2 separate regions of the Homo sapiens genome follow, and region 1 is linked to region 2. The links are chromatin loops, found by intact Hi-C in ENCODE. Cell type or tissue: sigmoid colon. All regions are shown on one strand. Links, peaks and the distances in the headings refer to the core of each region. The heading gives the core; the rest is flanking DNA. Region 1 overlaps LOC101928354 (a long non-coding RNA gene). Region 2 overlaps LOC101928331 (a long non-coding RNA gene).

Evidence for each region. Peaks named below come from ENCODE experiments on the same cell type or tissue, not always from the same donor. Only the 100,000 strongest peaks of a DNase experiment are listed, where the experiment ranks them.
Region 1: it touches region 2 in a loop (3-fold over the local background); 1 of 110 quality-filtered maps calls a loop at or near these places.

Annotation. Positions count from the first base shown.
Region 1 is chr6:14,645,823-14,648,735 of GRCh38, forward strand. The region is part of intron 1 of LOC101928354 (a long non-coding RNA gene); the gene reads right to left. It also overlaps the pseudogene RNU6-793P. Among named protein-coding and RNA genes, the nearest start is that of LINC01108, 360 kb to the left of the region's middle. In sigmoid colon, for the core only: no CTCF peak of the experiment used is centred there; a DNase peak (open chromatin) is centred at 1,679.
Region 2 is chr6:14,476,048-14,478,960 of GRCh38, forward strand. The region is part of intron 1 of LOC101928331 (a long non-coding RNA gene); the gene reads left to right. Among named protein-coding and RNA genes, the nearest start is that of LINC01108, 190 kb to the left of the region's middle. In sigmoid colon, for the core only: no CTCF peak of the experiment used is centred there; DNase peaks (open chromatin) are centred at 1,354 and 2,413; H3K4me3 peaks cover 712 bases; H3K27ac peaks cover 1,519 bases.

The DNA.
Region 1 (2,913 bases), core at 269-2,768, 170 kb after region 2:
GTTTAAAAACAGTTTGTTACAACTCTTTTGATGAAGTCAGTCAACAAGGCATGAATAGTAAGGTCAGGTGGCACCCTTGTCCAAGAAAAGAAGGTGGTAAGCATTGAAGAGCAAAACACAAGGACCCTGAATAGATTCAAGACAGCCCTTTATCTTTGGTTTTCTGTATAGTCCAAAGTACAGGTGAGAGAAATCCATGCTCAATGAGTCATCAACACTTACTGACCACCAATGTAGCCAAAGACTGTCTAGCTGATTCAGGGCACCAAGAGGGAAGAGTTGATATGGGTGTCACGTACAAGTCACTTCTCACTTAAAGAGTAAGATCACACCTGTAATCCCAGCACTTTGGGAGGCTGAGGCGAGCAGATCACCTGAGGTCAGGAGTTTGAGACTAGCCTGGCCAACATGGCGAAACCCTGTCTCTACTAAAAATACAAAACTTTGCGCCCGGTGTGGTGGCAGGTGCCTGTAGTCCCAGCTACTCGGGAGGCCGAGGCAGAGGAATCACTTTAACCCGGGAGGTGGAGGCTGCAGTGAGTCAAGATTGCGCCACTGCACTCCAGTCTGGGTGACAGAGCAAGACTCTGTCTCAAAAAATTAAAAATAAAAGGATAGGTAGAGCTAAACAAATTAAATGTCATGATACAGATAACTGGCAGAAATAAGACTTGGTGTATTACTTAGCAAAAATCCTTAAGATCCTTTTACAGTGCTCACTTTGGCAGCATATGTACTAAAATTGGAATGAAACAGAGATTAGCATAGGGCCTGCACATGGATGACATGCAAATTCATGAAGCATTCTATGTTTTTTTAAAAAATCCTTTTAAATCCCTCACCCATTTATTTAACATTCATCCATTCAATGTTCTCATTGTGTCATGTTATGATCATGTAGTCCTTTTCCTAAGAACATACTCTGTATGACTATATTATATTTTTGGCAAAAAGATGAATCAACCCTTATCCGTTTATCATTCAACATTCATTCATTGACTTCCCACCTCAAGCCATGCTATAATCATGTAGTCCTTTCTTAGGAATATACTTTTCCTATATATCATATGATATTTTATTTTGTTTTGCTTTTGGTGGTGGGGAGGATGGTGTATATCAGAAAACTTTCCATATTGGTTTGAGTGACTTAGCAAGAAGACACTTCCACGGCTGAATCCATTTCATTCAATAGCCAGGCAGCGAATGTAGACTCTTAGGGTTATAGAGACCTTGGAAGTGATCTCCCCAAGCTCCTTGCAGGAAAGACAAAGAAGTTATGGGCCCGACATGGTGGCTCACACCTGTAATCTCAGCACTTTGGGAGGCCAAGGTGGGGGGATCATGAGGTCAGGAGACCGAGACCATCCTGGCTAACACGGTGAAACCCCATCTCTACTAAAAATACAAAAAATTAGCCTGGTGCGGTGGCACGCCCCTGTACTCCCAGCTACTTGGGAGGCTGAGGCAGGAGAATCACTTGAACCTGGGAGGCAGAGGTTGCAGTGAGCCGTGATAGCGCCACTGCACTCCAGCCTGGGTGACATAGTAAGACTCTGTCTCAAAAAAAAAAAAAAAAAAAAAAGAAGATACGTTACTCCTGCAAAGTAATCCAGCTGCTACATCATGGAGCTGGAGCAATAGCCCAGGTCTCCTGGCAGTGGATTCAGCGTACATTCCGCTCCTTCACACTGCTGGGAATTCCAGTGTCTTACATTTATCTTCTCATAACAAAACACAGTCTGCTCTCTCCAACTTGGCCCTGGTGCTGAGGACGTCTCTGACATCCCTGCCACTCTCATCTCTGAAGGAGGATGCTTGGCTCCTCACAGTGCTATCAGCTCCCCCACCCCATCTGTGTGCATGAGGACTGAGTCCCTGTGAGGCAGAGGGTCCTCAGGCTGGAGCAGCACAGGACACGCCAGGAACAGACGGGCCAAACTGGTCTTTTTTTTTTTTTTCTTTTTTTTTTGAGACAGAGTCTTCCTATGTCACCAGGCTGGAGTGCAGTAGCATGATCTTGGCTCACTGTAACCTCTGCCTCCTGGGTTCAAGCCATTCTCCTGGCTCAACCTCCCAAGTAGCTGAGATTACAGGTGCCCACCACCACGCCCAGCTAATTGTTGTATTTTTAGTAGAGATGGGGTTTCGCCATGTTGGCCAGGATGGTCTTGATGTCCTGACCTCGTGATCAGCCCTCCTCGGCCTCCCAAAGTGCTGGGATTACAGGCATGAGCCACTGCGCCCAGCCCCCAAACTGGCTTATTTTCATTGCTTACTTGGGAGTAAAATCCTTCCATGCCTGGATCCTTTTCTTTTAGCCCCTGATACTGGCAAAATAGTTTCTCAAAGGCCTGGCTTGAGAAATGGCCATCCTCCCGCTACCCAAACCCCATTTTTCTCCAAGGTGCTTCTCTCTCCCCATTGGCAAAGCCTTCAAGTATTTTTCTGGTCAACTCAACTGCATACTGCAGTGCGTGCTCCAGATCTAAATCATGCATGCAGTCTGGTGAATTATAAGCTCCTGTTACTCCATTTCTTCAGCCTAGGTTGAAACTTCTTTCAGCTCTTCAAGGCTCCTGGAACTCAAGATCCACCCCTTCTGGCCTCTTTTAACAATTCAGTCCACGTTACCTGTGCTCTGCCAACCAGAGTCCTTCAACTAGCCTTTTTCTTGGTCTCTTCTTTTCAATGCCATGAGCCAAGCTCTGTGTGTTAGTTTTAATGGCTGTTCTCAAGGGCAAGTCACCCCCTGTACTAGTTTCCTGTAGCTACTATAATAAACTACCATAAATTTGGGGGCTTAAAAACAATAGAAATGTGCTCCTTCACAGTTCTGGAGGTCCAAAGTCTGAAATCAAGGTGTTGGCAGGACCATGCTCCCTTGGAAGACCCTGGGGAGAGTTCTTCCTGCCT
Region 2 (2,913 bases), core at 174-2,673:
TGAGGAATTTGTCAACGAAATCAGGAAATCTGAATTCACCATCCCTGCTGGCTTTCCCTGAAGGAGGCCATTCTGTCCAGGTGAATAGCCAGTTACAGCATTTGGGGGTTTTTGCAGACAGAGTAACAGGGTGTAGAAATCAGAGGCACATAAAGGTTTGGGGAACGGGGCGGCAAACTGGTCTCCAGGATATTGTTAGCTATATGGAAACATGGACAGAACCAATGGGAAAGGGTGTTCTTTTAGATCTTTCAGTCAGAAAACTACAGCCAATGAGCCAGATCCAGTAGCCGCCTGTGTTTGTAAACCATCTTTTATTGGAACACAAGACACGCCCGTTCGTTTATTTATTGTCTGTGGTTGTTTTTGCCCTACGATGGCAGAGTCAAGTAGACAGAGACTGGATGGCCCACAAAGAGTACAAATTATTTACTATCTGGCCCTTTACAGAAAACGTTTGCTGACCTCAGACCTGGATTCATGCTTCTGGGTTAAAATCTGTCAGGGCATCCTGCTTGTCCCCTCATGCCTCCCTCCCTCCCACCGTGTCCACAAGGGACTCTTCCTCTACCCTAGCCCCCAACACTGGGCTCAGTCACTGGAATTCATCACTCATGGGTGGGCTCCCGGTGGGATGGTTAGCTCCTCTGCTTGCACCTGAGTAATTAGAAGGGTCGTTTCATATTCTTCTGTGTTCTCGGAGGTGCTGCCCACTTGTGCATTTGGGCAGGGAGGGCTCTGCTCCCTCAGTGGTGGTTGGAGTGAAGGAAGGATGAACCATAGACCAGAGGGTAGTTCCTTCGGCCGCAGGCAGCACTCACAGCTCACTTAATTTGCACAAAGCATACAGAGAGAACCTGACCTCTTGCTCAAGAAAGAAAGAAAGAAAATACAGCTGGAGCTGGGACTGGGAGGGAGAGAAAGGGCTCTCTTCTGGACAGGCAGCTGCTTGTGTTGCGTTGGAGTCCTCTGTCTGTACCTCCATCTGCCCTGGTGAGATAACATTTCACGATGAGAGCTGAGGAGGTGGCTCCCTCCCGCAGAGGTGCATGACTTGGCTGGAGTGTTTTGCTTCGCTGGCACACGTCTTCTCTTTTCAAGTTAGCTGAGCTCACACATCCCCCTTGCTTGTTTGCAAAGTCCATATGGGAGATGAAGGCGAGACAGTTTGACTAAGGGCAGAAGGAGGGAGTGAAGAGGAGGAAATGTGGGAGCGGGGATGCCTGGCCAGACCGAGCCTTCCTCAAATTAGGTCACTGTTTATATAAAAAGTTAAAATTAAACCGAGGACTATTTTCCAAGGTTTCTGACACTGGACATGGCTCTGTGCAGCATCCCTGGAATGCAGTGCAATAAACATCACAGAGCACATGACGTCACACTGAGGGAGAAGCCAGGGAATGTCACTAGCAATGAATCCCAGGCTCTACACAATTATGCTGGAGACAGACAACATCCTTGTTCTCTCTGACTCTTTCCTCTGAGTTTTCCTGCTGGCTTTTTCTGTTCTTCTAATTCTCACGTTTTTATCCACGAGGCAACCATGTCCCCTGAGAGTTACCACACACAGGGCTCTATGTTTCTGTTTGGCCAATAGCATAAAGCTCTTCAACAAAGCTTTGACCTTCCTTCTCCTTCCGACAAATTGTTACGGCCTTACCTTCTCACAGTGATTCCTCAACATGAAACAGCAAGGTAGGTTTCATTATCACCAATCTGCAGATGGAAAAAGCAGGCTCAGCGAGGTTCAAGGACTTCCTTAAAATCACAGAGCAAGACAGCGGCTGAGAGGCACTCAAAGCAAGGTGGTCTATGAGCTTCCCAGTATACCACACCACCCTTCTGACTGCCCTTGTCCTGGCACACCTCCGTAGGTTTGCCATGTTTAAGTGGCAATTAGAAGGGATGTTCCCTGAGGGAAGGGACTCCGGCATATGCCTTAATGCACCTGTGGTGTCCAGCACAGTGCTTGCTACATCATAGACATTCAAAAGTCCGTGTTCAGTGAAGATCCTTATATATGCCCGTTAGCCATGTGTTTGACTTTTTCTCTTGTAGTCTGGAAGGTCTTTGGAGGCCTGGGTTATGATTTTTCCTTAATATGGGGCCAAGTCAATAACCTCAACCTCTGCCTCCAAGAGATTTAAATGGAAATGAAACATTGAGTATAAGATGAACCCACCCGATCCACCAAGCAGTATTCTTTATATGGCTTCCCTAGTGTCAAAATACATCGCTTCAGGCCTGGCCATTGTTGACTCCATTGTTGACATCCTGTCTCCTTCTGGTAGTCAGATTCCTCTTCCATGTTTGAATTCTGTATCTATGTTTTTAAATAAGCCAGGAAACACTCACCCCGCCAGCTCCAAATTAGTTCTTCTTTTCATGCCTTTTCTGTTTCCTGGCTCCATGCCACAGTCTCCCTCCATTAGAATTAAGAAATAGCGCTCAGAGAGTCATATGTCTTCACCTAGTTAGCACCTTTCCTTCGGGACAGCTTCTCTGAGGGTGGCTCCCACATATGCCAGGCTTTTCTCCTAGCAATTCCTAGGTTGTCAGTGTCAGGGGCAGGGAGGAGCATGTGTGAGGATGGGTGTGGGTAGGGGAGGAGAGGGGAAGGTGCAGAACACTGTTACACGAGGCACTCTGTCGTGGTGATTGAAGGAAGCAGTTTCTTGGCCATGTGTCCAGGATGTGCTTTAAGGGAGCCAAGACAGATCATTCATATCTTATGAAGAGTTGTATTTGGAATCTTTAAATAAATAGGAAATGCTTGTCTCTCCTTATCTAACTCTCCATTTGTCTTTTTTAAATCCTAAGTTTCATAAAGATACCTGGAATTAAATCATCCCAAGTTAGGTTTCCATAAAAGTCCTTAGCCAGCAAAATCTTTCTCTCTGGGGCCACCTTTTT